Regions from separate parts of the Homo sapiens genome. Here region 1 is linked to region 2. The links are chromatin loops, found by intact Hi-C in ENCODE. Cell type or tissue: ascending aorta. All regions are shown on one strand. Each heading gives the region's core, and the rest is flanking DNA. Links, peaks and the distances in the headings are about the cores only.

Region 1 (16,239 bases), core at 1-8,000, 94 kb before region 2:
TCCCAGTAACATATCATATTTGTCACCTTTAATGTCCCTTAATGTCTTTGTGTCTTGTCTTTCTAATTTAGCTATGACTCCACTAGTAAAAATCATATGACTCATGTCCAAGTCCACATTTAGCAAAATTTCTAAAGCTTTGTTAGTGTGCAAGGCAATGAATATGAAATGAGGTCTGCATTCTTTATTTGGATTAAGTTTAAAGCTTTTCAAAGAACACCATCTGAAAATGTCACAGCATGACAAAGCAGCCATCCCTATAGGAGTCTACCCACAGAGTGCAGGACTCCAGGATAAAATACATTCTTTACCTTGCTGTCTTGTAACCACTCATTGCCACTTGCACGCTGGCCCCAGCAATTTTATACATGAATGAAATAAGGTAAAAATTAACAAGCAAATTCACAACAAGATTAATTTCAGATGGAAAATAATCTAGAGGAGAAAGCTAAAATGTGCTGATTAATATAGGATAGAATGAATCAAGGGTCAATAACTTTTGGCCTGGGAGCCACGTTTGACCTATTTTTGTAAATAAAGTTTTATTGGAACATAACCATGCACATTCATTTACGTATTGTCTATACAACTGCTTTCCCATTACAAAGACAGAGTGGAGTAGTTGCAACAGCCTAAAATGTTTACTATCTGTCCCTTTACAGAAAAAGTTTGCCCATCCCTGGGGTAAGCGATTGTTGGTTTCTACCCAGAATCCATTCCTCGCTTTCTCTTTCCTAACAAGATCCTGATTTATCTATGTTCGATCTCTCCCCCATACATCTCAGGTGTTTCAAGAGGTGATCACTGTCCCCCATCGGTGGGGGTGAGCCTGACCTGTCCAATGGGGGTCCCGTCAAGCTCCCCACATTAACTGGAACAGGAGCTTGGGTCTCAGCCGCTCAGCACAAGGAAACCCTCCCAATCACAGAGATTCTTTCAAAAATGGTTATGGGACCCAATTTGAATCATATGAGGAAAAGATTGCTCAAGGTTTCTGGGAAATAAGCTTCTCTGCTTTTAATAGAGGCCCACTGGAAGAAGCACTCTCTCGTCTCCTGGGTGGTGTGTGTGGTACCCTAGCCATGTTGCCACCAGGAGAAAACGTAGCCATCACAGAGAAGGGTACAGCTAAGAGAAATGCAGAGAAATAGATCTGGAATCCAGCTTTAGCTCACCTTGGAAGCTGCCTTATTTCTGGATTTCCAATTATTTGAGACAATTAATTTAATTACTCAAGCTAGTGTGAGTATTGGGTTTTCTGTTATTTGCAACATAATAATTTTTAACCAATAGACATATTTTCACTCCATTTACCTAGTGTCATAGGATGTTGTGTTAATCTTATTTATTTGTAGGCCTAAAAATGTCTTTATGTCTGGACAGAATTACCTTCCATTTCTTTCTACCAATATCTCTTGGTAGCTGCCTCTTAGAGTTACTGCTCGGCATTTTCTTAAAGAAGGAGACAGAATCCCTCAAAATTCGTGGTGGTCACTATTCTTTGTGATGCCTTTTGGTATCCTTTACTCTGTCATAGTTCTTGCTACTACTATTTCTTGATTAGAGGGTAGAAAATCTCTGTGTGATATTTCATTGCAATTCTTCATTAGCTTTCTATTTTTTGTCCTCACAACTATCCAACAATCTTAATAAGGTTTATAAGACCCTCCACGCTCTGTCCTCTGTCTGGTGCCCTGGCCTCATCCTGGACCATTGTGTCCTGCTCACTCTACTCTTGAATGCACCACTTTTTCTATTAGTTTCTCTAAGGAGCCATATTCTTTTGTGTCTCCAAACTGTTCTCTGCCTGATATGCTTCTTTCCCCATTTTCACCTATATCATTCTTGTTCATCCTTCAAATCTCAACCCAATGGTTGTTTCCTCAAAGATGGCTTGACTGATCGCCAAGACTGGTTTAGCTCCCCCTGTTACCTGCTCCCATCCACCACAGACTTCCCATTTCACAGCCCTCTAACTTACAGCCACTTATTCAAAATCTATATTCATAGTAGACGGCGAGCTCCAGGGAGGCTGAGACCAGGACATTTTTTTTTTTGGCTCACCGCTAGGTCCCAAGTCCTCAGCATTGTACCTGGCACAGAGCTGGTCCTCAATGCATAGAACTCCTGACTACATACATAGTTTTGACCATTTTTAAAGTTACAGAAAACACCAATGTTTAAATGCAGAGTACACTTCTGGTGACTCATGTCTACTGACTTGAAGAGAATGTTGGATAAACACTAATAAATTCTTATTCTCTGACTCTGTTTTCTAGAAAACATGCAGAACATCAGCTTTAAAATCTGACAACCATTTCTGTCTTAAAATATAGCAGGATCTCAGACAGGCCCTCAGAATGTACTATCTCGAACTTCTGAGCTTCTACAGAGTACATTTTAATAATTTCAGTCTTCTGATGGGAAAACCGAGATTGAAGAGGATAAGTAATTTAACTTGCTAATGACGTGTAAATCTTAAGCTGCAGACATCACCATCACAGATCACCCAGGTTGATTTTGAAACCTAGAGAGTAACTTCTCCCCAAGTAGACATGGGTGAAGATTTTGTGGCCACTTAGGTCACCGTGATTCCAGGTGTACATTCTGTCTGTCTCTGTGTTTGTGTGTGTGTTTGTGTGTGTGTACACATGCTGCTATGGCCAAAACTGTGTCCCCCAAAATTCATATGTTGAGGCTCTAATTCCCAATGTTATAGTATTTAGAGAGGGGGCCTTTGAGAAGTAATTAGGTACAGATGAGTTCCTCAGGATGGGTTCTAATAATGGAGTCAGTGCCCTTACAAGAAGAGATATTAGACAGCTCTCCTTCTTTCTCTGAAATGTGAAGGCAAAGTAAGCAGGCTGCTATCTGCAAGCCAGGAAGAGAGCCCTCACCAGAACCTAACCCTGCTGGCACCCTGATCGCAAACTTACAGCCTCCAGAATGGTGAGACAATAAATTTCTGTTGCTTATGCCATCCAGTCTACAGTATTTTGTTATGGCAACCCAAGCTTACAAAGACACCTAAAGTGAATGAAGTCTGTGTCTCATCTCCAAAATATCTCTTAAATTTCTTAGATCCTTTATCCACTTTCATTGTTTCCACTGGAATCCAATCTTCCATCATCTCTCCTGGACAGCTATATACATGTTAACCTTCCTCTTAATTGGATTCTCACATGGCAGCCAGAGAGCTATAAATCTGATATTGTTTAACCACATGCTTAAATCATTTCAAAAAACTTCTCATCACTCTTAGGAAAAAAAAAAATTCCTGATAAAGTTATCAAATATGTGGACCAAATTCTGGAATAAAAATCAAGACTTAAGAAGTCTTGATTTTTATTTAAGTCAAGACTTAAAAATGGTTGAATGCATTCAGAAAACAGCATCACTCATTTTTATATCAACTAATTTCATAAGATGTTTGAGTGGAAAGTTTTACAAAAGACTGTAAATTTCATTGATGAGAGAGGTACAGTGGCTGCCTCAGTTTTAGTCTAAGCTGCTTTAACCCCCAGAGCTCATATGTATCAGGACATGCTCCTGTGGGTCAACCAGATGTCAGTTTTCCTGAAGACAGGAGAAGCTTGTTGAGTTAGAGGTCATTTAAAGGAAAAGAAGAAACAGGAAAATAGGCTCCTTTCATTAATTTTTTTTAAAGGTACTAAGTCAGGACAGGGCCTGGAGGAGCAGGGTCATTCTGAGTTTAGCAGTTTGTCTGTCACTCAGCCAAACCAGGTATGCCATCAGTCCTGTATTCAAGTCTTTTTTTGAATAGGGGAACAATAAATGAAAAGAGGATGAGCCAGTTCAGTATAATCTCTTGAGAAAATGGAGCACAGAGAGTCACAGATCAGGTCACTGCCAACAGAGGGTAACTCAAAAGAGGGCTAGACCTTCCCTCCACTTCTTTCTTTCTTTTTCTTTTTTTTTTTCTTTGACGGAGTCTTGCTCTGTTGCCAGGCTGGAGTGCAGTGGTGTGATCTCAAGCGATTCCCCTGCCTCAGCCTCCCGAGTAGCTGGGACTACAGGCGCACGCCACCAACCCCGGCTAATTTTTTGTATTTTAGGAGAGACGGGGTTTCACCATGTTGGCCAGGATGGCCTCAATCTCCTGACCTCGTGATCCGCCCACCTTGGCCTCCCAAAGTGCTGGGATTACAGGCGTGAGCCACAGCGTGCAGCCTCCTCCACTTCTTTCTACACCTTAGGCAGCACTAGTACTTTGACAAGGGGGACAGTGGTGCTTGGCAGGAGATGCTTGTGCACGGTAGGGTGGTAGGCACTACCATGTAATAGTAACATCCAGCAGATGATAGGCAGAGGATAGTGGAACACCGTGGGGGATATAAGTGCCTGGTAGCAATAGATCTGGGGCTGGAAAGAAGAGGGAAAAGGAAAGGCAAGCTCCAGGTGGCAACTGATCAGTTAGCTCATGTATGAAAACATGGGAGAGACACCACCATAACATAGTCGGAGTGGATTTTCTGGGATCTGAAGCCTTATTGATGAAAAGATGACAGGAAGAAAGGAAGGGTTGAATATCAGCTCTTTTTTTTTTTTTTTTTTTTTGAGACAGAGTCTTGCTCTGTCACCCAGGCTAGAGTGCAGTGGCGCAATCTTGGCTCTCTGCAATCTCCGCCTCTCAGGTTCAAGCAATTCCCTGCCTCAACCTCCCGAGTAGCTGGGATTACAGGCGCCCGCCACCACGCCCAGCTAGTTTTTGTATTTATAGTAGAGACAGGGTTTCACCATCTTGGCCAGGCTGGTCTTGAACACCTGACCTCATGATCCACCCGCCTCGGCCTCCCAAAGTGCTGGAATTACAGGCAAATATAAGTTCTTAAAAAAAGGTTTTCACTTTTGGTGCAGCTAATGAAACAATCGTATGCATGGTGATGGGGATCATGTTAAGAGATTAAAACGTGAACGTGGAATATGGAAAATTCCTCCCTTCCCCTTAAAAATCAAATGTTTCCTTATAATATTGATGTCATTAGTGTGTGATGCTTTAATAAAATAATTTTAATAATATAATTAAATTATTTAAATGCAATAGGCAATAATACAATCTGGGGAAGGGGGACTTGTAATTGGAGTGAGGAGTGACAAGAGTGGGTAAATCGGACAGAACAAACTCGAGGAGATGTTTATAAATCCCGAGGGAAGTAAAGAGAAGCTGAGTTTCCAGGGAGAAGCATGGGTGAGAAGCCCAGAAACACAAGTTGAGTGCTGGATTGTGCTGTGCCGGCTCTGAAATTGTAACTAAGATGACAGTGGCAAACAATATGGAACAGCCATGCCTTCCTTTAGGTGGATTTGTGAGAAAGGAGTTTTACAGCAATGTCTAATATAACTTGGTTGCCTAAATATTGTATCAACTATTAGTAACACTGAACTCTGTTCAACATTCTTGGAAAATTTTCATTCACATAATAGAAAGACAAGCTGTGACATGGGTGATATGCCAACGCAGTAAACCCCATCGGATCTGAGAGCCTCAACTTCATTTGGGCAGGGGATAGTCTTTGAAAAATTAGACAGGGATTTGGTGATGTACAAATTCAAGTGATGTGACAGATTTATGTGACTTATAATGATTCGTGGTTTTGAAATGTAACATGAAATGCCAGACTGTGAGTGTCTGGAGACCACCAGCATCGAAAAGGCCTCTCTATAATAGCTGCCGCATTATTTATGTTAAGTCCGGTTTTGCACATTGAACAGTTTTGTTTTCAAAGTGAAGGCCAAGATCCTCGATTTCTAAACCAGAATGCTACACTGACCCCAGAGACATTTGCTTTCTTAACACACCCAGCCTTCACTGACTCGACGGTTGAATTTGGGCAGAAGAACACCACACACACTGTTTGCTTGCAGTTGTTTGACTTTATTTTATTTACAAATCATAAGCACATTTGGGCTGCTGAGCACTTCTCTCACTGAAGGCTCTTGCCAGCCCAGAGCAGATGGAGACACAAATCAGGCCCTGTCTCCCTTCCTCTGCACATGGCCACACAGAGGGTTTTGTGTCTCGGGTCCCTTTGTGTCCTGTAGATATTTGCTCCCTTCCCGAATGTGCATGAGGCTTCAGAGGGACCAACATCCTCCACTTCGGGGCCAGAAGTAGAGTAACTCATGGCCATGGAGGAATTCGTGCCAGATGTGGCTTCTCTTCCCTTTAGCTCCTCGATTATTCCTGGAATATCAGCCCATTCAAGTGTCATGCATTTTAATGTTTGATCATTTCCAACTTACCACTTAAAATGTGTACTTGTCTTTCTTGGGAGGTATAAGTATTTTACCCATAGTGGATATTCCAGGGCTTTGATTTGCTTTAATGACATTGGTCAAAAATAGAAAATCTTATATGGTGAGTTTTCTTTTTTCCTACTTTAGATTTTTCTTTTTAAGTCAATTTTATTAAGGCATAATTTACATACAATAAAATGTACCACATTTATAGTGTACAGTTTGATGAGTTTTGAAAAATATATAGACCCATGAAACTACTATCACAAGATCTATAATATTTCCCTATCCCTTGAAGGCAACCACTGGTCTCTGTTGCCACTATTGAGTAGATTTATCTTTTCTAGGTATGCTATAAATGGATTCATAAAGTGTATATTCTTTGTGTCTGACTCTTTCATTGCATATAATGTCTTTGAGTTTCATCCATGTGTTTTCATTTATCAGCTATTCCTCTTAATTGTGAGATAGTATTCTATTGTATGAATATAGCATAATTTATTTATTCTTTCACCTGTGAATGGGTCTTTGGATTGTTTACTGTTTGGGGTTATTATGGATAAAGCTGCTAAGCACATTTGTGAACAAGTTTTTTTTTTTAATGGACTTTTTCATCTCCCTTGGGTAAATGCCTAAGAGCAGGTTCATATGGTGTTTGTACATGTAACTTTGGAAGAAACTCCAAACAGATTTGCAAAATGGTTCTGCCATTTGGCACTCCCTCCAACCACGTGTGTGTTTCAGTTGTACCATATGTTCGCCAAAACCTGTTTAGTAAATTGGAAGCCAGATGTTTTAAAACATTAAAGTTTGTATATAAACAATTGACTCCTCCTTAATATTGGATTGCTGTCAATTTCTACCTCTAGGTTTGTACCTAGTAAATACTATGGATGCATTTTTTAAAATAAATACTTTGTTAATTACATTTGATATATCTTATATCGTTTCTCGTTGTGGGAACTCTGAAAGCACCATACATCCTAGTCTCTGACTTACTGACTTTAGTTCTTCTACAGGCTTGGTGTGGCCTCAAGTTTCCTGGTATATATATCCAAGTGCACAGAGAACAGTGGCTAAAACATAGTAGGTTCTCCATAATAATTTGTTGAATAAATGAATGACTGAATATTCTGAAAACTTCTACCTTGAAGTGTGTCATATTGTTGTAAAGAACAACAATTGTATAATTATCTGAAATGCCTTGTCTGACAAATTCAACCATTTGGAACAAGAACCAGGAAGAAAAAGAAATAAACAAAAAAAACCCAGAAATTAAAAAAAAAATTAAAACAACATCAGATGTAGCCAAAATAGATACCATATTTTCTTATACTTCAATTGTAGGTGACTCATCAGTCTCCCAGTTTATAGCTAATTTACTCTAGAATTTTGTATTATCTTCAAAAAGCAGTTTGGGGGAGGGGAATAAGTGATATTTGAACAACAGTAAGCCTTCCAAACTATGAACATGACAAATACCTCCATTTATTTAGGTCATATTTTTATCAATGTCTTGTAGTTTACAGAGATCTTGTGTACCTTTCATTAAATGTATGACTACAGTTTTATTGTGAATAGTATTTTTAAAATTCAGTTACCATTTGTTCATTGTTGTTTTACAGACCAACAATGGATTTTTGTATACTGACCATGTATCTTACAAACATGAGTTTATTTAATTGTTCTTGTATTTTTCATAGATTCCTTTGGATTTACTATATATACAAGTATGTTATCTGAAAATAAAGACAGTCTTACATCCCCATTTCCAATGTTTGTATCTTTTATTTCTTATGTTATTGCACTGAGTAGGACCTCAAACCTAAAGTTTAATGGAAGTAGTAAATGTGAACATCCTCACTCTGCTACCGATCATAGGGGAAACGCATTTGGTATTTCACCATTAAATATAATATTAGCCACATGTTTCTCTTGTGTGCTGTTTATCAAATTGGAGGAGTTCCCTTCTATTCCTAATTTGCTGAGAACTTTTATCATAAATGGATGTTGAGCTTTGCCAAATGCTATTTCTCCATCGATTGACATGACCATTTGATTTTCTTCATTTGGTTAATGTAGTGGATGACATGGATTGATTTCTTACATTTTTTTATTTCAATAGCTTTAAAGGTACGAGTGGTTTTTGGTTACATGGATGAATTGTATAGTGGTAAAGTCGGGGCTTCCAGTGTACCCATCACCTGAGTAGTGTACCTTGTACCCAATAGATAATTTTGCATCCCTCATCCCCCTTACACCCCCTCTTCTGAGTCTGCAACGTCCATTATACCACTGTGTATGTCTTTGCATAGCCATAGCTTGGCTCCCAGTTGTAAGTAGAACATGTGGTATTTGGTTTTCTGCTCCTGAGCTGCTTCACTTAGGATACTGACCTCCAGTTCCATTCAAGTTGCTGCAAAAGACATTATTTCACCTTTTTTGTGGCTGAGTAGTATTCTACGGTGTGTGTGTGTGTGTGTGTGTGTGTGTGCACATACTGAGCCATATATATGATATATATCAATCTAAATGTCCATCAACTGATGAGTGGATAGAGAAAATGTGTGTGTGTTTATGTGTATATATACATACATATACACTCACATATATACTTTATATATACATTATATATTATACAATATATATACATACACAGAATTTTCTTTATCCACTCATCAGTTGGATGGGCATTTAGGTTGATTCCATATTTTTATGACTGTGAATTGTGCTGTGATAAATATACGCATGCAAGTGACCTTTTGACATAATGACTTATTTTCCTTTGGTTAGGTATTCAGTAGTGGGATTGCTGGATTGAATGGTAGATCTACTTTTAGTTCTTTGAGAAATCCCCATACTGTTTTCCATAGAGGTTGTACTAATTTACATTCCCACTAGCAGTGAGTAAGTGTTTTTTTTCCAATCCATCTGTGCCAACATCTACTGTTTTTGACTTTTAATCATGGCCACCCTGCCTAGAGGGAGGTGGTATCTCATTGTGGTTTTAATTTGCATTTCCCTGATGATTAGTGATGAGCATTTTTCCCTATATCCGCTAGCTATTTGTATATCTTCTTTTGAGAAATGTCTGCTAATGTCATTTTCCTACTTTTTAATGGGATTATTGGTTTTTTTTCTTGCTGATTTGTTTGAATATCTTGCTTGGATATTAGTCCTTTGTCAGATGTATAGTTTGTGAATATTATCTCCCATTCTGTAGGTGTCTATTTCTTTGTTGATTATTTCTTTTGCTGTCCAAAGCTTTTTAGTTTAATTAGGTCCCATTTATTTATTTTTGGTTTTTTGTATTTGCTTTGGGGGTCTTAGTCATAAATTATTTGCCTAGGCCAATGTCCAGAAGAGTTTTTCTTAAATTTTATTCTAGAATGTTTGTGGTTTCAGGACCTAGACTTAAGTCTTTAATCCATTTTGAGTTAATTTTTGCATTTGGTGAAATACAGGGATTCAGTTTTATTCTTCCATGTGTGGCTATCCAAATTTCCCAGCACTATTTATTGAATAGGGCGTCATTTTCCCAGTGTCTGTTTTTGTCTGCTTTGTCAAAGATCAGTTGGTTTTATGTATTTGGCTTTATTTCTGGATTCTCTATTGTGTTCCATTGATCTATGTGTCTACTTTTATAGCAGCACCATGCTATTTTGGTTACTATAATGTTGTGGTATAATTTGAAGTTGGGTAATGTGATGCCTCCAGATTTATTATTTTTGCTTAGGATTGCTTGGTTATTTGGGCTCCTTTTTTTCCATATGAACTTTAGAATTTTTTCTAATTCTGTGAAAAATGACATTGGTATTTTGATAGAAACTGCATTAAATCTGTAGGTTTCTTGGAGCAGTATGGTCATTTTCACAGTATTGATTCTTCTAGTTCATAAGCATGGGATGTTTTTCCATTTGTTTGTGTCATGTATGACTTCTTTCTTCAGTGTTACACAGTTTTTTTTTGTTTTTTTTTTTTTTTGTAGAGATCTTTCACCTTCCTGGTTATGTATATTCCTAGGTTTTTATTTTTTATTTTTGCAGCTATTGTAACTGACATCAACTTCTTGATTTGATTCTCAGGTTGGTTGTTATTGGTGTATAGTGGTGCTACCGATTTGTGTAAACTTGTTTTGTAACCTGAGACTTTACTGAATTTATTTATCAAACCTAGGAGTCTTTTGGAGGAGTCTTTAGGATTTTCTAGATATAAGATTCTATCATCAGCAAACAGAGATAGTTTGATTTTTTCTTTTCCGATTTGGTTGCCCTTTATTTTTTTTCTCTTGCTCAATTGCTCTGGCTAGGACTTCCAGTACTATGTTGAATAAAAGTAGTGAAAGCGGAAATCTTTGTCTTATTCCGATTCTTAGGGGAAATGCTTTTTAACTTTTTCCCATTCAGTATAATGTTAACTGTGTGTTTGTCATATATGGCTTTTATTATTTTGACATATGTTCCTCCTATGGTTAATTTGTTGAGGGTTTTTATCATAAGGTGATGATGGATTTTATCAAATTCTTTTCCTGTATCTGTTGAGATGATCATAATGTTTTCGGGTTTTTTTCTGTTTATGTAGTGAATCACATTTATTGACTTGTGAATGCTGAACCATTCTTGCATCCCTGGGATGAAAACCACTTTATCATGGTGAATTTTCTTTTTGATGTGCTCTTGGACTCAGTTTGCTAGTATTTTATTGAAGATTTTTGTTTCTGTGTTCATCAAGGATGTTGGTCTGTAGTTTTCTTTCTTTTTTTGTTGTTGTTATATCCTTTTCTGGCTTTGGTATCAGGGTGATACTGGCTTCATAGAATGAGTTAGGGAGGATTCCCTCCTTCTTGATCTTTTGAAATAGTTTCAGTAGGATTGGTGCCAATTCTTCTTTGAATGTCTGGTAGAATTCATCTGTGCTACTATTGCTAGTATCCCCGTGAAGACTTTTAAATTAATTCTACAAAGAGAAACGTTTTAAATACAAAACAATTTACTATTGATGAAAGTCAAATTCCACTGGCAAATGGAAACTTCTCTAACTTAGGCTGTTTGACCATATGTGGCATTTTTCTGTTATACAAATAACTGTGTATATGTATATACAAACACATTTGAAAATGATAAACAAAGGCAAATCAACATTTTCAATGACATTTCTACCATGTTGCATCTGTCAGAAAAACACTGACATATTACACTAGATATCTATCTTGTCAATGCCCTAATGGCGTTAGTTTTGAAACCTGAGACTTTACTGAATTTATTTATCAAACCTAGGAGTCTTTTATTTATCAAACCTAGGAGTCTTTTATAAAATCACCTCTTAACATTAACCTATTGCTGGTGGATATTGTCATACATTTTGTGACAAGCAATGTTGTGATGTTGAATATTTTTTTTAACATCTAATATTCTAGATGGCTAGACATCATTGAATATACCTAATGCTTAGAACCAGTTTTGTTTGCAAAAAGCAATATAAGAACTTAACTCTGTTCATTGGATCATTGGACTCAATTTTTAGTTTGTGGTATATGTAATATAAAATGTTCTTATGATATAGTATCTAGTACGATACATTATCTCCACATATATAGATATATGGATTGATTTTTTGATGTTACACCTTTATATGCCTTGGATAAGTTGTAATTGCCCAAGATATATCAATCTTTCTATACATTGCCAAATTTTATTTGCTAATATTTTGGTAAAAATTTTATGTCTATGTTTATGAAAGATATTGGTCTGTAATAATTTTTTCTTGTAATGCCCCTGCCTGGTTTTGTTTCCAGGGTGATACTTACGAAATAAATTGGAAAGCAAGCAGTCCTCCTCTAGTTTCTGAAATCATCTATGTTGAATTGATATTCAAAATCCTAGCTATCTAGGATTTTGGTTTTCTTCATAGGTAAGTATTTAATTACACAATTTGTAAAAGATAAATTACTATTAGATTTGCTTTTAATTATTGTGTTAGTTATAGTAAGTTGTTTTCACAAAAAAGTTGACCATTCTATCTAAGTTGTCAAATTTAATAGCTTATTTTTTCATTATTCTTATGTTTCATTCTTTATGCCTGTAGGATTTTATGCCTGTAGGATACATTTTATGTCTGTAGGATTTGTAGTGGTGTCTGTTTTCTTACGTTTGTATTTAGGTATTCTTTTCTACTTGACCAGTCTTGTCAGGGAGTCATCAATTTAATTAATCTTTTCAAAGAATCAAACTTGGGTTTGCTAATTTTTCTGTTGTTTTTTTTTTTAAATCAGTCTTCTGTTTCAACTTCTCCTGTTATCTTTATTATATTCTTCCTTCTGCTTGTTTTAGGCTTAATATGCTCTTTTCTTTCTGGTTCTTCAAAGTAAGAGTATAGAGAACTGATTTTAAGTCTTTCTCCTTTTCTTATACAATAGTTAAAGCTAGTTTTCTGTGTATATACTAATTTAAGAATCTCAAGAATACATTGTGCTATCATTATCATTCATTCAAAATATTTTCTGATTTCTCTTGTAACTTTTCCTTTTCGACTCATGGATTACATAAAATTACTTATTTAATTTTCAAATGATTTTTCCAGGTATTATTCCTTTATTTATCTTTTTTTGTTTCCTTTTCTTTTTTTTTTTTTTTTCTTACTGCAGGCTTGAACCTCAGGCCTCAAGCAGTCCTTCCTTCTCTGCTTCCTGAGTAGCTAAGATTAAAGGCATGAGTGAATGCTGGCTATTTTGTTTTGTTGTGTAACAATGAGGACCTCATTATGTTGCCCAGGTCCTGCCTTGGCCTCCCAAAGCAGTGGGACTACAGGTGTTTGCCACCATGCCCAGCCTTCTTTATTAGTTTCTAATTTACTTCCATTGTTGTCAGAGAGCATATCAATGACATCAATCCTCTTGAACGTATTGGTACTTGCTTTATAACTCAGCATATAGTCTATCTCACGAAATATTCCACAGTATAGTAAGAAGAACGTATATTCTGATTTTAGGGTAGACTTCTACAAATGTCAATTAAGTGAATTTGGTTAAACTTATTTCAATCTTCTATACTCACATTGATACGTTTGTGTATTCACATCCTTCAATTACTGAGAGAAGAATGTTAAAGTCCCCACCTATAATAGTGGATTTTTCTGTTTGCCCTTTTAGAAAAGTTTCACGTCATTTTTTTAAAGCAAGGTGTTTAGGTGCATAAACATTTAGAATTTTTATGTCTTCTTCATGAATTGGTACAGCTGTTTTAGAAATAAGAAAACTCAGACTCAAGTTAAATACATTTTCAGTAGGTTGGAATGAACTTAGTAACTGGTTCTCTCTAGGGGGATATATAATCATCAAGGGGATAAAAAGAAGACAATACATTTTGAAATCAAATTGCCTCAGACTTTTCTCAGACAACTCACTGATTAGTAGAGAAAGAATGCTTATGGTTGGTTAACAAACTAGAAGGTAAAAACTAGTCTATTACATTGAGCAAAATTACAAAATCTGACTTATCTGATGGTTTATTCTTCACTCTAGGGCACTGGGAAAAGGCCATACTTAAGAAAGGTGATAGAATTTGGTTTGGCTTTTAGGTCATCCTATGTTATCTGAAGTCTTAATTCTGAAGTACTCTTGTTCATTTGAAATAAAAAACTGTTTTGCATTTCTGAATGAAAAAAGCCATAAGCAGTATCAGTCCACTCTAAAACATCAAATGATAGCAAATAACTAGCTAAGACATAATTTAGCCTTATCAAAGTCTTCAAGTTGATTGTGCTTTGATTGTGTTTCCAAAGTTTCTTCTTAAAAGAATGTGCCTGATTAAAGCCACACTTGACATGGATGTTGTTTCCAGAAATCTACATTGATATTTACATAAACACAAGAATGTACAAGTATGAAGTGCATTACACGCTAGGTTGGAAGTGAAATATACGATAGCCAGAAAATATTAGTATTCACTCAGGTGGGAGATATGGGAGTCTTGGGAGTTTCAACATAAAACATTTTAAAAACCAACGTAAATTTCAATGTTGCTGCAGCCAGGCAAGATCTGCCATTGTTAATTATGGGAAGAATGCTTAAGTATGTTAGAAAACAGCCTCATTTGTAAAACACACCAGTGTCTCTACTTTTCTGTCTTCTCTCTGACAGCATTCTTGTGAACTCTTTGTTAACCTATGCCACATTTATCGTTCTGCTCAAAGAGAAGAAATATCAAGGAAAAAAAAAGTGTGTTGAAACATTGCCCAGCCCAGATGAAGAAGTAGAGAAGAATACTATTTCGACAAATTTGAGGGGAAGACAGAGAAAAACAATCTCTGCAAAGAGAGTGGAGGAAGGAAATGCTATTGGCACTGTCAGGAAATATGGCCAAGTAGGAAAGAGAGTGGTAGAAAGAGTTCAAAAGGTAGATTAAGAATATTTTATGACCTATTCCTCCACTGTTCTCAAGTTCCCAGAAATGGCAGAAATCATATTCACAATGAGTTCAGACTCATACTAAGAGAAAATACAATGCGCTGATGGTGGAGACCTGAAAACTCTTTGGAAGATGAATAGAGGATAAACAAGGAAAACCATAGGCAAAAAAAGAGGAGCGGGAGAGAGCAGCTGCCAAAAGATAGAAGCACTCCAGGTGCTCCCTCACCGTAATTACTCATTAGTAAGTATTAGGAGCAGGAGGGACTCTGGAGTAGATGGGACACGCTGGGTGGAATTCTGGTTTTCTGGGCAATGAGACAGGTTGACTATCCTACCCAACACCAATGTCTGCTTGCTAGATAGAGCAGAAGCGCAGGCACTTGGTCTAAATAAAGCGCAATGGGAGTAACTCTGGGACACGTGGGACACCTGAGGGGGAAGGGAGCCCACACTCTCGGGAAGCACACTGGCTCACCTCTCTTGAGACTCATCACCCCAGGTGCTAAGGACACGCTGCAGGGTGCCCAGCCTGGTAGTAGCCTTTCCTCTCTGGCAAATGCTCAAGGGAAGTGGTGGGTAACGACAATATTGTCATAAATAGACTCACAGGAAATCATTCGCATACAGTTAAACAGAGCCAAGCACCCGGCCCATGAAAGGGAGGTACCAAATCCAGCAAATGGTTGAAGAAACAGGAAATTAAGCATGCCAGGACTTTAAAATAGATATTTCTAATATCATCAGTGAGAGGCAAGAAGAGATTTCATTTGTTTAAAAAGTATCCAAAGATCTTCAAAATTTAAGTATTTCTTAACGATAAAAACTCAAAAGAGAGAGTGAATGGACAAAGCTCAAAGTGAACCAGAAGAACAAACCAAAAGTTTTACAGCAACTTACTAAACAACAAATCAAAGGAAAAAAAAGTTAATGTAGTAATGGTAGGAGAGTTTTGTGGCATTTTTTGCCTCGTCCTTGCCCCACGTACTCCCCTCTCGGCGGCAGCCTTGAAGATAGCAGCTCGTGTTTCCAGCATGGAACTCTGATCCCTGGTTATGGAGCGAAAAGAGCAAACCTTATTTAAAAATTAAATTGTGGGTATATTCTAACCTGTCTAGAGGCCACCGGAAAGACTGACTGAATAAATAATTGTTGGTATATATAAACAATGGAGTATTCTTCAGTCTTTAAAAGGAATGTAGTACTAATACCTACTACAATATGAAGGAATCTCAAAAACATTATGTTAGTGAAAGAAGCCAAACAAAAAGGTCATATATTGTATGATGCCATTTATATGAAATATTCAAAATAAGTAAATCCAGAGAAATAAAAAGCCAATTATTGGTTGCCAGTGGCTGAGGGGAGGGGGAATTGGGAAAAATTGCTTGATTGGTATGGGGGTTTATTTTAAAATGAAAATGGTTAAGGACAAGATAAAAGTGGTGCTTACACAACATTATAAATGCACTAGATGCTGTGGACTTATCACATTAAAATGGTAAATTTTATGTTATGTCAATTTCATCTCAAGGGTTTTTTTTCTTATTATTGCAAACACTGCAGGTGCAGAAAAT
Region 2 (16,771 bases), core at 3,486-11,485:
AAGCCCGGCTCACTTTATGTGCTTAATTAAAATCTATTTTTGTGGTACAAAAAGGAGCTAAACAATGTAACGTTCCTTCTCTTCAACTATGAAAACAAAGATAGACGAATACTTTCTGCAAAACGGAGCTCTACCTTTTGCACAAAGAGCAGGTAATGCGCTGCTTTTGTTACAGCAGCCTGTCTGCTAATCCGTGATCTGTTTTGTCTGTGAACGGGATTATCATGGTGGTTTATTGAATAAGAGCCAAAAACGACGTTAAGTAAACTGTTTACACGAAGCCACTGGGCTGAAAAATCCAAACTCAGACTCATTTCAGGTTTTAACCACAGTAAACTTTATTATAGTTTCAACCGGACAGTTAAAACCTTTCAGGGCCTGTGCAATTGCTGAATGTGTAAAACACGAGACCACGGCTCTCCGTAGAAATTGGGGAAGTGTAAATATCAAAGTCAGCCTCTGAAGGTTGCCTTTCTCTGCAGCTCTCTGTGGGGCTTTCACTGGGGCCCGGATTTCAGCCAGGCTCCACGGCCAGGCCCCTGTCACTGTCTTTGCCAGTCCTGTAAGTCAAGAGAAGGAGGTTTGGCTGTCCAGTGTGGCAGGGGGCAGGCATGGAGCCTGTCACTAATCCCTAGCCTGATTCCTCGGGGCAGACATCTTTATGTCTCTAGGGGGCTGGCAGGAATACACCTGCCCTCTTCTGACCTCCATGGTGGCCGCCAGTTCGAAAGGGTCAAAATGAGTTTTTTATTAATGTCTACTCATGCCCTTTGTGCATCTTAAATTCTACTCTGGGGCCAGAACATTTCACAAGACGTGCTTTGATCTGTTTGAAAACAGACAAAAGACCAAAAGAATAGAAACATCAACCAAGGAAGCGCAACTTTAACACATTGTTTTGTCTCCTTGTGGACTCTGCAGAGAAAGCCAAATGGAGCGTTCCCGTCTGTGTGCAGCATGTAAACAGAAGTAACTCTAAAGATCACTTCTCCGGGACGTTTTAGTTGACAGATCAGGAAACTGGCACTCAGGAAAATGTTTCTGGACTGTTAGATTTTTTTTTTTCTGAGCTCAACTTTCCCAGAATTGTCTTTTGCAGTCCCTTGGACTACAAAAAAGCTCTGTCCTTTTGACCTCATACCAGTAATCTTTTAACTCCCTTAGTCTTCATTCATTCATTCATTCATTCATCCATTCATTCATTCAAGGTCCATCTAGGTGCCAGACACCGTGTTAGATGTGGGCAATGCAAAATAAGACAGGGCATCCGACCTCAAGGGCTCCCAGGCAAGTTGAGCGACAGGTGGATAAACAGGTAATTATAAAACTGAAAAACACATGGTTAAATAAAGGAATTGAGTCTCCTGGGAAGACAGGTGCCTCTTCTCCAACTCCTTCTCAGCTCTTCCTGCTCTCCTGACATCTAGATGCTGAAGGTCCCACGGACTCAGTCTAGGCCTTCTTTTCTCCTCTGTCTACACTGTTCCCCTGGGTGATCTCCTCCAGGCCCAGAGCTTTGAATAATTCTATACTGATGACTCCGTTTTTCTGTCTCCAACTCTGACTCCTCCCTGGAGCTCTACCTTCTTATAGCCCTCTTCCTGTTTGACTAGATCCATGTGACTGATTAAAAAGACATCTCAAGCTTATATCCAAACTGTAACTCCTGATCTCCGCCTGTCCACAATGCCCACTTCCTTCCCTGGCTTTCCCCATTGGCCCAGTTGTTCTAGGAAACACCCAGGAGGTAGCTTTAACTCCCTTTCCCCCCGACCCACTCCACATCCAGTTTATCAGCCAGTTCTCTGGGTTCCACCTCCAAGTGGATCTGGAGCCACCCTCTGCCCCCGTGGCCCTTGAAAAAAAAAATCCCTCTTCAATTCCTAGCACTTCCTGCCTGCATTCCTACAATAGCAGACCTGTCCTCCACTTCCCATCTGCTTTCAGATGGAACAGCAGAAGAGTGATCTTCTTAACCCTTGGATGATATAACACCACTCCTCCACTTGAAATCCCCCAAAAGGATGAAACTTCCATTTTTGATAGCGTCGGAATAACAGGGACTAGCCTTATGCTCTAGTATGAAATAACTAAAACACTACACAAAGAGTATAAAACAATGGTATACAAAACATTCAACCGAGATTCAAAACAAAGGAAGAGTCCTTCGATTGCCCCAGCTACTGCCCCAAGAGAATTTGTTTTGTTTTTGTTTTTTTGGAGACGGAGTTTCGCTCTTGTTTCCCAGGCTGGAGTGCAATGGTGCGATCTAGACTCACCGCAACCTCCACCTCCCGGATTCAAGCGATTCTCCTGCCTCAGCCTCCCAAGTAGCTGGGATTACAGGCATGTGCCACCACACCCAGCTAATTTTGTATTTTTAGTAGAGACGGGGTTTCTCCATGTTGGTCAGGCTGGTCTCGAACTCCCGACCTCAGGTGATCCGCCCGCCTCAGCCTCCCAAAGTGCTGGGATTACAGGCTCCAGCCACCGCGCCTGGTCTGAAGAGAATTTCTAGGGAAACCAGGCAGGGCTTGGTGGCCTTGTGGAGCTGAGGAGACAATACTAGTAGTCTGGGAGGCCAAGGAAGTCAGAGTTGTGGGATTCAGGGGAGAACGCTGGAGAAGAGAGAGCTGCAAGACAGCTCCTGAGACCTACACAGGGTCCCCTCAAGTCTTGTGCTGAGTGCTGCCCAATGCATATCTGTGAGGAAACAGAGGCCAGGGAAAGAACTACTTGAAAAGATTAGAGGGAACAATTCTTTTTTTTTTTGAGGCGGAGTCTCGCTCTGTTGCTCAGGCTGGAGTGCAGTGGTGCAATCTCGGCTCACTGCAAGCTCTGCCTCCCAGGTTCATGCCATTCTCCTGCCTCAGCCTCCAGAGTAGCTGGGACTACAGGCTCCTGCCATCACGCCCTGCTAATTTTTTGTTTTTTAGTAGAGATGGGGTTTCACCGTGTTAGCCAGGATGGTCTCAATCTCGGGACCTCATGATCCGCCCACCTCGGCCTCCCAAAGTGCTGGGATTACAGGCGTGAGCCACCAGGCCCCGCCCCTAGAGGGAACAATTCTTTAGAATTCACATGAGACTGGGAATCATTCCTGTTTCCACCAGCTGGAGTGGAAGACCTAAAGATGGGCCTCAAATCAAAGACCTTAGCTTTCTTCTTAAATAAACTAGAAAAGAACATGTTAAACTCCAAATAAAAAAATGAAATAATAAAAATAGGGCAAAATCCAATTAGATATGAAACAGAAAACATAGTGGAGAAAATAAATGAGATCAAAGGGTGGTTATGTGAGAAGTTCAATAAATTTAATAAACCTCCAGCCAGACTTATCAACTTTTGGGGTGAAGGGGATGCAAACGAAAGATATTAGAAATGAGAGATCAGTAAAAATGAGACCTCACTAAAAATTATACAGAAAGTAAAAGGATGATAAATGCTTATTGTGAACCACCTTATGGCAATAAATTTGAGAACTTAGAAAAATAGGCAAATTCCCTGAAAAACATATAACTAATGTTTGCTTAAGAAGAGAAAGAGAACCTGAATAGATAATCCTGTATCTATTTTTTAAAGTTGAATTTGTAGTTTAAAACCTTCTAACAAAAAACCCTCCAGCCTCAGGCAGCTTCCCTAGTGAAGTCTCCCAAACATTAATAAGAAATAATACCAGTTAGAATAAACTTTTAAAGAATAGGGAAGAGAAGGAATGCTTCCCAACCCATTTTATGAGGCCAGCATTACTTTGACATCAAATCCAGGCAAAGATATTACAAGAATAAAAAAACCACATACATGCAAATTTTCTAAACAAAATCTTAGCAAATTCAATTCAACAATATATAAAAAGCATAATAAATCATGATCAAGTAGGGATTATTCCAGGCATGTAAGTTTAGTTTAACATTCCAAACAATCAACTAATAGTCTTAAAAAGAAAAAAAAAAAGCAAGATGATCATCTGCAAAGATAGAGAACAAGCACTTGATAAAATACAGCACCCATTCCTGATGAAAACACTCAGCAAACTAAGAATAGAAGAGAGCTTAGCCTGATAAAAGGAATCTATGAAAACCTACAAGCCACACACACTTACACAAGTACATACTTTATGATTTCATTTACATAAGATTCTGGAAAATAGAAACTAATTTACAGGGACATGAAGCAAATCAGTGGTTGCCTGGAGCTGGGGTCAGGTAGGGTTTTGAGTGGGGTTTTGAGGACCATGACAAAACTTTTGGGAATGATGGATATGCTCATTATCTTGATCATGATGATAATTTCACGGGGGTATAATTTGGTGTCATCTCATGGTGTGAGATGATTTGCATGTCTGTCCTCTCCAAATCGCAGGTTGAAATGTGATTCATAATGTTGGAGGTGAGGCCTCGTGGGAGGTGATCGGATCATGGAGGTGGAACCCTCATGAATGGCCTAGCACCATCTCCTGGGTGATGAGTGAGTTCTTACTCAGTTACTACATGTGAGATCTGGTTGTTTAAAGAGTCTGGGACCTCCTCCCTCTCTCTCTTGCTCCCGCTCTCACTGTGTGACATACTGGTTCCCTGTCCCCTTCCGCCATGATTGCAAGCTTCCTGAGGCCCCACCAGAAGCAGATGCCAGCACCATTCTTCATGTAAGGCATGCAGAACTGTGGGCCAAATAAACATGTTTTCTTTATACACTACCCAGCCTAAGGTATTTACTTACAGCAATGCAAGAATAGCCTAACACAATATGTCAAAACATATCAAATTGTGTATTTCAAATATGTTGTTTATTGCATGTCAATTATACCTCCATAAAGCCATTTTTTAAATCCTTCAAAAGTTTAACATTGCTTTTAGAATAAAACTCAAAGTGTCCTCATGGCTCTACATGACCAAGTGCCTACTAATTTTCAAGCTAATCTTCTACCACTCACAAATGGCCCAGAAAAACTGCTGATCAAATGTGCAAAGCTATTTCCTGCCCCAGGTCCTTTGCACTTGCTTCTCTCGCTGCATGGTGTGCTCATTCTCCAGCACCTTATTTAGTTGGCTCTGTCATATTTTCCAAGTCACAGTTCAAATACCAGGTCTTAGAGACCTTTTCTAATCCTTTATATGTTAAATAGATCCCTCCCAGATACTCTTGTCTGCTATTGCCTTATTTATCACTTTTACAGTACTTACACATTCTTTATCTTTTTAGTCCTTTGTTTGCTTGTTTATTCTTTATTTCCCCCAGGAGAATGTAAGCTCCTGGAGGGCAGAAATCCACTCTGTCTCATTCATGCCTCTACCCCTAGGAACCAGCACAGTGTCTGGCATAAAGTACATTCTCAACACATACTTACTTACGAATTAGGGAATGAGAGCAATGAACTGGGAAGAAATTGAAAGAGAATTCATGGAAAAAGTGACATGGAAGCCCAGCTTGGGAAGAATTGATATTAGGAAGGCATAGGGTGAATAGGTGGCCCTTGGCATTGACAGATGCAGGTTCATTCCAGCTTGAGCCTTATAATTATGCAATTCTGGATGAGATATTTTAAATCATCTGTTTCCCTATTTATAAAATAGGGCTGCAAGTAACTATTTTAGAGGGTTACTGTGAGAAACGAATGATGTATATGTAAAGATATGTGTTGCAGTGCCTGGAGTGTGGTAGCGACTCAACAAATGAGTTCTATTTTCTTTCCCAATTTCAGCCAGAAAAACATCAAGGGGAAAATCATGTTTACAAGAAAGGGCATGAAATATGTTATGCACTAAATGTTTGTGTCTTCTCTAAATTCATTTAGTTCCTAACTCCCAGTGCAATGGTATTTGGAGGTGGGGCTTTGGGAAGTGGTTCCATCATGTGGGTCAAACCCTCATGAATGGAGCTAACGTCCTTGTAAAAGAGGACTGAGGGCTGAATGCGGTGGCTCATGCCTGTAATCCCAGCCCTTTGGGAGGTTGAGGTGGGTGGATCACCTGAGGTCAGGAGTTTGAGACCAGCTTAGCCAACATGGCAAAACCCCGTCTCTATTAAAAATACAGAAAAATTAGCCAGGTGTGTTGGTGGGTACCTGTAATCCCAGCTACTTGGGAAGCTGAGGCAAGAGAATTGCTTGGATCTGGGAGGTGGAGGTTTCAGTGAGCCGAGATCATGCCATTGCACTCCAGCCTGGGCAGCAGAGTGAGACTCTATCTCCAAAAAAAAAAAAAGGAGGACTTAGGGAGCTCATTGTCCCCTTCCACCATGTGAGGACACAGTGAGAAGACAGTGGGTCATCTGTGAACAAGGAAGCAGGTCCTCACCAGACACCAAATCACCTGCAGCCTCAATCCTGGACTCCTCAGCCTTCAGAACCGTGGGAAAGAAATGTTTGCTGTTTAAGTTACCCAGTCTATGATACTTTTGTTATAGCAGCTAGAATAGGCTAAGACAACATATTTGGAGGATCATGAGAAAGTTGAAAAATTTAGGATTATAGCTGAGAGAAATGGAAGTCAAAACTGGAAATGCCCCCAAAGCACCAAGCCATTCTGGACTTCAATCTGTGGATCACAGGAAACCATGAAGAATGGGGTGAGGTAGGGAAGAATTAGGCTGGGGTGATCTCAATTATAAGAGTAACTCTAGTAGCTGTGTGACTAAGAAAGTAAAAGGAGGTGAAGCCTGAGGGAGATTGGAAGCAGAGAGAAGAGTCAGAATGATTTCAGTTGTCTAGATTTTAGAGTGATGAAGGGGAGAGCTATAAATTCTGACTAACATCCTAGAACCTCCCCGCCACATGTCTTCTACCTTAGCCATCACCACCTACCTCTCTTAGCATTTCCCAAATAACTCTCAGCATCAAAGCTGAAACTGTGAATTAGGACAGAAAGCTTTTTACCACTGGTAGAAGACAAAATCAAAATAGCAGACCAGGAAAACATTTGAATGGCCAGGAACTTTTGATGTAATTTTTCATACCCAGAGGTTACTGATGACAGCCATGGAGAACTTCCATTCTCTGATTAAGGAGTAAGAGAAAAGAGTGAAATGTTTAAAATCCCCAAGACTACCAAGACACAAAACAAGAGAGTTGGCAGCAGAGACCCAAGGAGTCAAGCCTAGTAAAGAACAAGTGGATAAACTGGTTAATAAAGGACTTAGCATCGGAACATAGAAACCATGGGGTTGAAGGTTGTGAGTCAGGCTTTCCTAGCAACCCTGTTAAACAGGGACATTCCATAACAATGGACTCAACAGAGCGCTGACTAGTAGACCTGGAGGTGGGGTTTCACTATTCAGGAGCAGAGATAGAGAAGCCCTCTTGACAAATAAATACAAATAAGACTTTGCTGGAATTTACTCCCAATAGAACTACTGGGGAGACTGAAATTTTTAAGTTTGAGTTCACGAGACTTGCCCATCAGGGGCTGTGTACGTCTTTCAAGGTGGCATTAGTATTTCTGACCAGCCACCACCAGGAGATCGTTGAACTTACTTGTGCAAGAGCATCAAAAGTGCAGTTTGATAAGAACACCAATGGCCTGGAGGCTGATTTAGTAGGTCTGGAATAGAGCCTGACATCTGAATTTTAAATAAGTCCCTCAGGTTATATTTGATGTACTGCCAGGTTTGAGGACCGCTGATATAGATCATGGCTTTGTCCAAACAGAGAGATTTTACACAGGCATAGAAAACCAAGTGTTAGAGAGTCTAGCCTGATTTTTCTTTACATTTGTAAGGAGAAACATCATACTTAATGCCTGTCTTGCATATATAACTTTAAATATTTGTAGTGACATCGTTTAAATGAAGATCATTAAAAACCTAGGTATACTAAAATCATTGAAGAATTCTTCTTACTTTTCCTTAACTCTTAAAAAATGTGTTATGTGATGCTAGAGTGGAAGTTTTGATTGTGGAACTTGGAGGAGATAGAAAAGATACCCAGGAATGTTCCAGGGGGAGCATTTCCAAAGCTCTTCTCCAAAGAAATGGAAAAATATTTCCTGAGAAAGAAATGTCTTTCTGTTGAAGTTCATTGCCCACCAAGAGGGCACCTGTGGGTGGCGCTTCCTTCTAAACACAAGCCTAGTGAGAGAGGGCGAAATGGTTAACTTTTCGCAGCATGCTTTTCAATTCCAACCACCTCCTCTCCAGAAACCTCAAACTCAGGGCCAACATTCCCCTCTCCTAACCATCCCAGGGCCAGGTCCCAGACATCTGGGGATGGCCCCTACGCCCCAGAGTCCACTGAAATTATTCAAACCACGAAATCCTAAACCTGCTCACCCTACCTAGCCCATTTCCCGACGGAAACCACAAGAAAGGCAGGCTCCTGCCCATATGCCCCCCTGTCCCTCTGCCTCCTGACCAGCCTCAAACCTCCTGACCGGGTTTAAGATGTACTTCCTGTAGGTAGGCAGCACCACGGCCCAGAATCACACAGGGAAAGGCAAAGCGGCGAGTGGCAGCAGTGGCGAGGTCAACATCTAGAAGTGACTGGGCTTCTCCCCAAAGGAAAGGGATCACCTATAGGTCTTAAATAAGAATGCTGTCCTAGAAAAAAATCATGGCACTTGCAGCAACTTGGAGGGAATTGGAGACAATTATTCTAAGTGAAGTACTCTGGAATGGAAAACCAAACATCGTATGTTCTCACTCACAAGTAGGAGCTAAGCTATGGGGATGCAAAGGCATAAGAATGATACAGTGGACTTTGGGTACTTGAGGGCAAGAGTGGGAGGCGGGTGAGGGATAAAAGATTACACTTTGGGTAAAGTGTACCCTGCTCAGGTGATGGGTACACCAAAATCTCAGAAATCACCACTAAAGACCGGGCGCGGTGGCTCATGCCTGTAATCCCAGCACTTTGGGAGGTTGAGGAAGGCGGATTGTCTGAGTTCAGGAGTTCAAGACCAGCCTGGGCAACACAGTGAAACTCCGTCTCTACTAAAATACAAAAAAATTAGCTGGGTGTGGTGGCATGAAGCTGTAGTCCCAGCTACTCAGGAGGCTGAGGCAGGAGAATTGCTTGAACCCAGGAAGCGGAGGTTGCAGTGAGCTGAGATTGCGCCACTGCACTCCAGCCTGGGTGACAGAGCGAGACTCCATTTCCAAAAAAAAAAAAAAAAATTCAAAAAATTAGCTGGGCATGGTGGCGGGCACTTGTAATCCTAGCTACTCAGGAGGCTGAGGCAGGAGAATCGCTTGAACCTGGGAGGCGGAGTTTGCAGTGAGCCGAGATCGTGCCATTACACTCCAGCCCAGGCAACAATGCGAGACTTCATCTCAAAAAAAAAAAAAAAATCAACACTAAAGAACTTATTCATGTAACAACAACAACAACAAAGAATGCTGTCCTAGAGCTATTTTAAATCCTGCACTAGAAGACTGCCTGAAAGAGTTCCACAGAGTAAATGTTGTGCAGAGAGGACAACCAGAAATCCAGGGGCTGAGGGTGTCCCCCAGAGGGACAGCCAAAAGAGACGTCCAGGGTTTGAAGTTAGCAAGGCCCCACAGCAGCAGCATCTCTGCAGAGCCACAGATGCCCTCTTTGGAGCAAGAGCCAGCTTTTGTCCTTCTCAGGACGAGAGCAAAGCCATCTTGTGACAATATCAGTCAAGCGAGAAATCACAGTACTTCTCTCTTCCTCTCTTCCTGTGTTCCAGCCCTGGAAGGAACGAATGCTAAAGTTAGCAGGATGCTGGTAGAGATCAACCAGAAAGAAAGAAAAAGTTGACTACAACCTTCCTCCCAGGCAGCAGGTGGTCGAGTCGACTGAAGCCATTCTTAGAAAAGAGGGTGGGGGGAGGCGGGAAAGACAATGCTAAGTCAGGTTTGGAGTTTTGGTGACTACATGGAATTGGCCATTCTAATAACTGAATTCAGATTAGCATGAGAATCACAGTGCACAACCCTGGGTCTTGCCATTTTCATCCAAAGGCAAGCACAACTTTAAAGGGACGGTGAGAGTTAAAATAAAGATGCTTTCCGATTTCTTCTTACAGGAGTGCATGTTCAATGCATGTGTTATGAGAGTTTGTTCTAAACTTTGTCTTCCCTAAACTCTTTCTCCCTATTCCCTTTAAGGAAAACAAACACAAAACCTTTTTTTTTTTTTTTTTTTTTTTTTTGAGATGGCGTCTTGCTGTGTCGCCCAAGCTGGAGTGCAGTGGCACGATCTTGGCTCACTGCAACCTCCACCTGCTGGGTTCAAGCTATTCTCCTGCCTCAGCCTCCCAAGTAGCCGGGCAGGTGCGCATCACCATGCCCAGCTAATTTCTTGTACTTTTAGTAGAGACGGGGTTTCACCATGCTGGCCAGGCTGGTCTCTAACTCCTGACCTTGTGATCCGCTCACCTCAACCTCCCAAAGTACTGGGATTACAGGCGTGAGCCGCCATGCCCGGTCCTGCCTTTTTTTTTTTTTTTTTTTAACTTACCATCCTCTTCATCTCACAGTGAGAAATCCCTTAGTTTGTAGGGATGACTCTGATTCTAGAGCTGCAATAAGTAAATCAGAAACAAAAACAGAAAAATGCAAAAAATGAAATAAGTCAAAGAGAGAGTGGTTCCAAAGGCAAGGAAGCTGATACTTTCCAAAAATAAGAGTAGATATATTTTAAGTACCTGGGATCTGTTTCAGTTAGGTATGGTAAGACATGCAGACATGGAAAGGAAGACAATTTTATACTCACAGATCCCTAGAAACAAGAGCACTACACTCGACGTAAGACCACAAGGAGAAGTACCAGGGCTGGTCAGGAGGCAGAGGGACAGGGGGGCATGTGGGCAGGAGCCTTCCTTCCTTGTGGTTTCCATCGGGAAATGGGCGAGGTAAGGTGAGCAGGTTTAGGATTTGGTGGTTTGAATAACTTCAGTGAACTCTGGGGCGTAGGGGCCATCCCCAGATGTCTGGGACCTGGCCCGGGGATGGTTAGGAGAGGGGAATATTGGCCCTGAGTCTGAGGTTTCTGGAGAGGAGGTGGTTGGAATTGAAAGGCATGCTGCAGGGAAAATTATATTCTATCTCTAGGGATTGGCAAGTCCTGGAAGGAAGCATCATCCAGGCTCAGCAAGCCACAGATATCAAAGCACCAAAAACCAGAAAATAGACATGGTGAATACAATGGACAACAACATGTAATAATATCAAATGCTGCAAAGAGGACCAAGGAATAAAAAATAGGTATTGTATTTGCCAGGCAAGTAGCTGACGTGAGCCCTTTTAGGAAGTAATTCGGGCAGGGTGGTCAGGGCAGAGAGGATTAAGAAGTGGGTGAATAGTGTCTAAGATGAAACCACCGCCTTGTAAAGATATCTGCGTCCCATGTTCCTTACAGCATTATTACAATAGCCAAGATATGAAAACAATCTAAGATTCCATTGACAGGTGAATGGATCAAGAAAATGTGGTATATATAGATATATATGCAATGGAACATTTTTCAGCCTTTAAAGAAGAGACCCTGCCATTTGCCACAACATGGATGGACCTAGAGAACATTATGCTAAGTGAAATAAGCCAGACACAGAAAGAAAGATATTGCATGATCTCACTTGTACATGGAATCTTTCAAAGAAAAAAAAGAGGTCAGCCGGGCGCTGCGGCTCATGCTTGTAATCTTAGCGCTTTGGGAGGCCTAGGAGGGCGGATCACCTGAGCTCAGGAGTTCAAGACCAGCCTGAGCAACACGGTGAAACCCTGTTTCTACTAAAACACAAAAAAAAATTACCTGGGCCTGGCAGCGTGTGCCTGTAGTCCCAGCTACTCGGGAGGCTGAGGCAGGTGAATTGCTTGAATCCGGAAGGCAGAGATTGCAGTGAGCCAAGATCACAGCACTGCACTCTAGCCTGGGCAACACAGAGAGACTCCAACTCCAAAAAAAAAAAAAAAAAAAAACAGGGGCGGGGAGGAGAGGGAGAAAATGGGGAGATGAGGGTCAAAGGACAAAAGTAGTAGATACGTAGCATGAACTAGCCTAGATATGTAATGTACATCAAGAGGACTACGGTTAATAACACCGTATTGTTGTTAGGGCTTTTTGTAAAATAAATAGATTCTACTTGCTCTTACTACAAAAATAAAAGTAATTAAGTGAGATGTTAGATATGTTAATTTGCTTCACTCTAGTAACCATTTTACAATCTCTATATATCCCATAACATCATGTTGTAAACCTCAAATATACACAGTAATTTTTCTTTTTCTTTTTTTTTTTTTGAGACAAGAGTTTCACTCTTGTTGCCCAGGCTGGAGTGCAATGGCGCGATCTTGGCTCACCACTACCTCCGCCTCCCAGGTTCAAGCAATTCTCCTGCCTCAGCCTCCTGAGTAGCTGGGATTACAGGCATGTGCCACCACACCCAGCTAATTTTGTATTTTTAATAGAGACGGGGTTTCTCCATGTTGGTCAGGCTGGTTTTGAACTCCCAACCTCAGGTGATCTGCTGGTCTCGGCCTTCCAAAGTGCTGGGATTACAGGCGTAAGCCACCGCGCCCGGCCACACAGTAAATTTTTTTTTTTTTTTTTTGAGTCTTTGTCACCCAGGCTGGAGTGCAGTGGCGCGATCTTGGCTCACTGCAACCTCCACCTCCCGTGTTCGAGCAATCCTCTGCCTCACCCTCCCAAGTAGCTAGGATTACAGGCACCCGCCAACACACCCGGCTAATTTTTTTGTATTTTTGGTAGAGATGGGGGTTTCACCATCTTGGCCAGGCCGGTCTTGAACTCCTGACCTCGTGATCCACCCGCCTTGGCCTCCCAAAGTGCGGGATTTTAGGCGTGAGCCACCGCGCCCGGCCAGTAAAATTTATTTAAGAAACAAACTGTCTGATAATGTAGCATCCTCTGCAGATGTATGAAAACAAAAGACAAACAGCAGCACTACAGTATGATAGTAGGATAAGAGAAAAGTTATTTTGCTTTGTTAGATTTGTTTTTGTTTTAGTAGACAAGAGATATGACTATGCTTGCAGGCAGAAAAGAAGAAACTAAGAAAGATAGAGTTATAAGAGGTTGGACTGAAATTCTCAGAGACTTCGACCAGTTTTGATTTCTAACAATGTACAAGTACACGTAAGGCCTTGTGCTTATCCAACCTCACTTTGCATTCAAGTGTGTGAGTCAAGATTGGAATCAGCTGCCCCATGCACAGTGCAATGACACTACACAGAGCACAGCAGGCTTCCTTGAGGGCTTTTTATCAGGGGACTGTCCTCATTGGAAGTGTCTGGTTTTCTGCAAGCTTGGGTACAGAAGACAAAATAGACAAGAGAAAAGACCTAGATTTTCTTCTGATGTGAGACGGATACATCATTGTGTTTCTCCCTTATTTCCATATGGATAATATGTTTCTGCAGGTCAGGCTCTCTGTAAACACATACAGCGTAAAAGTCGATCAAAATTTGCTTAGAGCAACCATAACGAGTTGGCCAAACCATACTGGTTTAATTAAGAGAGCCCTCTTCAAAAACAGCTACTCCAGGTCAGGTGTGGTGGCTCACACCTGTAATCTCAGCACTTTGGGAGGCCGAGGCCAGTGGATCACCTGAGGTCAAGAGCTTGAGACCAGCCTGGCCAACATGGTGAAACCCCATCTCTAATAAAAATACAAAAATTAGCTGGGAGTAGTGGCTCGCGCCTGTAGTCCCAGCTACTCGGGAGGCTGAGGCAGAAGAATGGCTTGAACCTGGGATGGGGAGGTTGCAGTGAGCCAAGATCGCACCACTGTACTCTAGCCTGGGCACAGAGCAAGATTGTCTCAAAAAATTAAGCCCTAAAATAAAGAAACAAACAAAAAACAGATTTTTTTGTTTGTTTCCAAAAAAACAAACAGCTACTCCAACAGATTCACTTCTTAGAGAACAGACGCTAATGAATCTCCTAAAGCCAAATTGCATTTGATATGTATGCCCTCACCAGGTAGTTCTGCTGCATGATACTTTCTTTAAAAATAGAAAATCACCTCTCAATAGATGCATTAATTCAGCTGGTATAGGTGAGAATCACATCTTATCTGTTCAATCAGCCATCCCATAAGGATTCATTATCTCCACTCCATCGAGAAATCATACTAAGCCTGAGGAACGAGACAATAAAAAAGTTCCTTTTGAATACGCTTCTAGAATATACCAAGTTATTGCGTTTAAATCTCTGTGAGCATGATCATGAATGCCATTATGTCCATTTGATAGAGGCAAAAACTGTGATTCAGAGCATTTATGTCATGCACAAGAAGGCACAGTGCTGGAACAGAGCAGAGAGTGAGGGAAAACTTGGGATTCACAGGCTCATTGATGGCAACAGACCAGGAGACCAAACCTAAGATACTCTTCCTCATAGGTTTCCCAAGAGAAGGATGTATGCGCAAAGCACTGGCAGATGGGCTGTAAGCTTAATTCCTGATGCTGAGTTCTCTGCTCTACCCTGCTGGAGCATGATACTGAGGCTAGTTTACATGGAGTGAAAGAGGAGAATAGAGCCAGAGAGAGCCCAGACAGCCAGGGAAGAGCATATATTTGTTATATTTGCCATGAATAACCAGTACTAGCTTGGCCTAATTTCCAATGAGCTCCTGGCCACATCCATGTGGGCATGTAGGGGATAAGAATGCAAAGAGAAGGGTACCCCTCCCACACCTTCAGGTGCTAAGCTTACTGCTCCAGCTGCATAGGAGGAAGGAAGGAACAGGGTAATGCACACACACACGCACACATATGTAAACACACACATAAACACACATGCACATGTGTACACATGCACGTGTGTATGCACACAAACGTGCATGCATGCACATGAGCACACACACACACATAGACACATGCACATACACACACACACACGTACACACACTCACCTGTAAACTTGGACCTTTTAACACATGGCTTACCTGTCAACCTAGCCCCTAGTATCTGTCATCTGAAATATATTAAGATTTTGTTCTCTTGGGAAGTGTTAGGTGGAGAATAAAAGGGCTGTTTCCCTCCTCAGCAATGTTAAAACCAGGACAGCAAGACAGGCCCTCTGAATCAGATCCTGGACTTTTTATACCAGGAAGACAAAAAGAAGTATAATGCAGGGCCCCTGTCCTCAATAACTTAACAATTAGGAGAGGAAACAATGCAATCAAAAACAGAACATAGCAGAAGGAGCCCAAGTCAGTAACACAGACAAGCAGTTTGGAAGAAGAGGAGCTCACTTTGAATTTGGCTAATTGAGAAGGCCAGCGGGAAGAGACAAGGTTTATACTCATGTCTGTCTCGGACCAACCAGCACAGTTTCCATCCACCCAATGCAGGGCCCATCTTCTGAAAAATGGAAGTGACTATTGTGGCCCATTTCCCACCCTGAATTCTGCGTTGCTGGAACTCTAGGAGAGAACACCCCTTTCTCAGGAAGCCGGAATATTCACAGCAGTAAGACTCTAAGTTGGAAGGAACTTTCCCTCCTGGAAAAAAATAACCATGACAGAGTTTGGCACAGAATTGGGGCCAAAGCGCTAAACATTCAGAGCCCTAATCATTTGCAGGCATTTTAGGAACCGTCCTGTGTGCTGGAGGATCCTCAGGAAGTAAACAGGGAGAGGATCTTTCTCCTCACAGGGGCCTCTTCACCCTGTTCTCATTTGCCCTGACTAATCATCTTGGTAGGTGTTGGGTCAGAGTCAACAAGGAATCTGACTAAGGTCATTTACTTGCTTTGTTTACACTGCTAATTTTATCACTGCTTGAAAGGCTAATGGTGTTATTTCTACTTTAACTGTGATAAATGTCCAGCTACAGCAGGGCTGGGGCAAGTTACAGACCAATACAGCAAATCCAAAGCTTTTTGGTGCAAAAAAATTAATATTTTCCAATTCCCCATTTTTTCCAGAATCCTTTACTTGATGATGATAAGCAGTCCTTCTAGCCTAGTGCTTCTCATATTATAGCTTCTGGATAATTGATATCAGAATCCCTAAGAGAAATGGAGTGTAAGTCCCAAGAATCTGCCTGTGAACACTTATGTCTGGTTGTTCTTGTGCTTGTTGAAGTTTGAGAGCTTGGGATATACTATCTCCAAGGATGATGCTGAGAGCTGCTGGAGAAATGAAGGTTCGAAGTAATGACTTAAAGGCCAGTTGTCAAGTACATTTCAAAGCCTTCTGTTCCTGCCTTAGACTTCCAAGGACATTTGCGCTTTTAATAAACTGTGTGATTGAACTGGCAGTGTTCATCAAGTCTTAATGTATATGCAAGTCGTCTGGGAATCTTGTTCAAATAGAGATGGGAATCTTGTTCAAATGGAGATTCTTTTTTGTTGTTGTTGTTGTTGAGACAGAGTCTCGCTCTGTCGCCCAGGCTGGAGTGCAGTGGCATGATCTCGGCTCACTGCAAGCTCTGCCTCCCGGGTTCACACCATTCTCCTGCCACAGCCTCCCGATTAGCTGGGACTACAGGCCACCACGCCCGGCTATTTTTTTTTTTTTGTATTTTTAGTAGAGACAGGGTTTCACTGTGTTAGCCAGGATGGTCTCGATCTCCTGACTCGTGATCCACCCGCCTCGGCCTCCCAAAGTGCTGGGATTATAGGCATGAGCCAACACGTCCGGCCTTTTTCTTTTCTTGAGATGGGGTCACGCTCTGTTGCCCAGGCCGGAGTGAAGTAGTACGATCTCCACTCACTGCAACCTCCGCTTCCCAGGTTCAAGTGATTCCCCTGCCTCAGCCTCCTGAGTAGCTGGGACCACAGATGCCCACCACTACGCCTGGCTAATTTTTGTCTTTTTAGTAGAGACGCGGTTTTGCCATGTTG

The links. Hi-C counts contacts between places; a loop is a spot of excess contacts. Peaks named below come from ENCODE experiments on the same cell type or tissue, not always from the same donor. Only the 100,000 strongest peaks of a DNase experiment are listed, where the experiment ranks them.
Region 1: a loop joins it to region 2, with 12 times the contacts of the local background. A loop is called at or near these places in 2 of 110 quality-filtered maps.

The regions. Positions count from the first base shown.
Region 1 is chr17:12,496,790-12,513,028 of GRCh38, reverse strand. No RefSeq gene overlaps it. Among named protein-coding and RNA genes, the nearest start is that of LINC00670, 45 kb to the left of the region's middle. In ascending aorta, for the core only: no CTCF peak of the experiment used is centred there; no DNase peak of the experiment used is centred there; H3K27ac peaks cover 1,166 bases.
Region 2 is chr17:12,405,662-12,422,432 of GRCh38, reverse strand. No RefSeq gene overlaps it. Among named protein-coding and RNA genes, the nearest start is that of LINC00670, 140 kb to the left of the region's middle. In ascending aorta, for the core only: no CTCF peak of the experiment used is centred there; a DNase peak (open chromatin) is centred at 7,162; H3K27ac peaks cover 955 bases.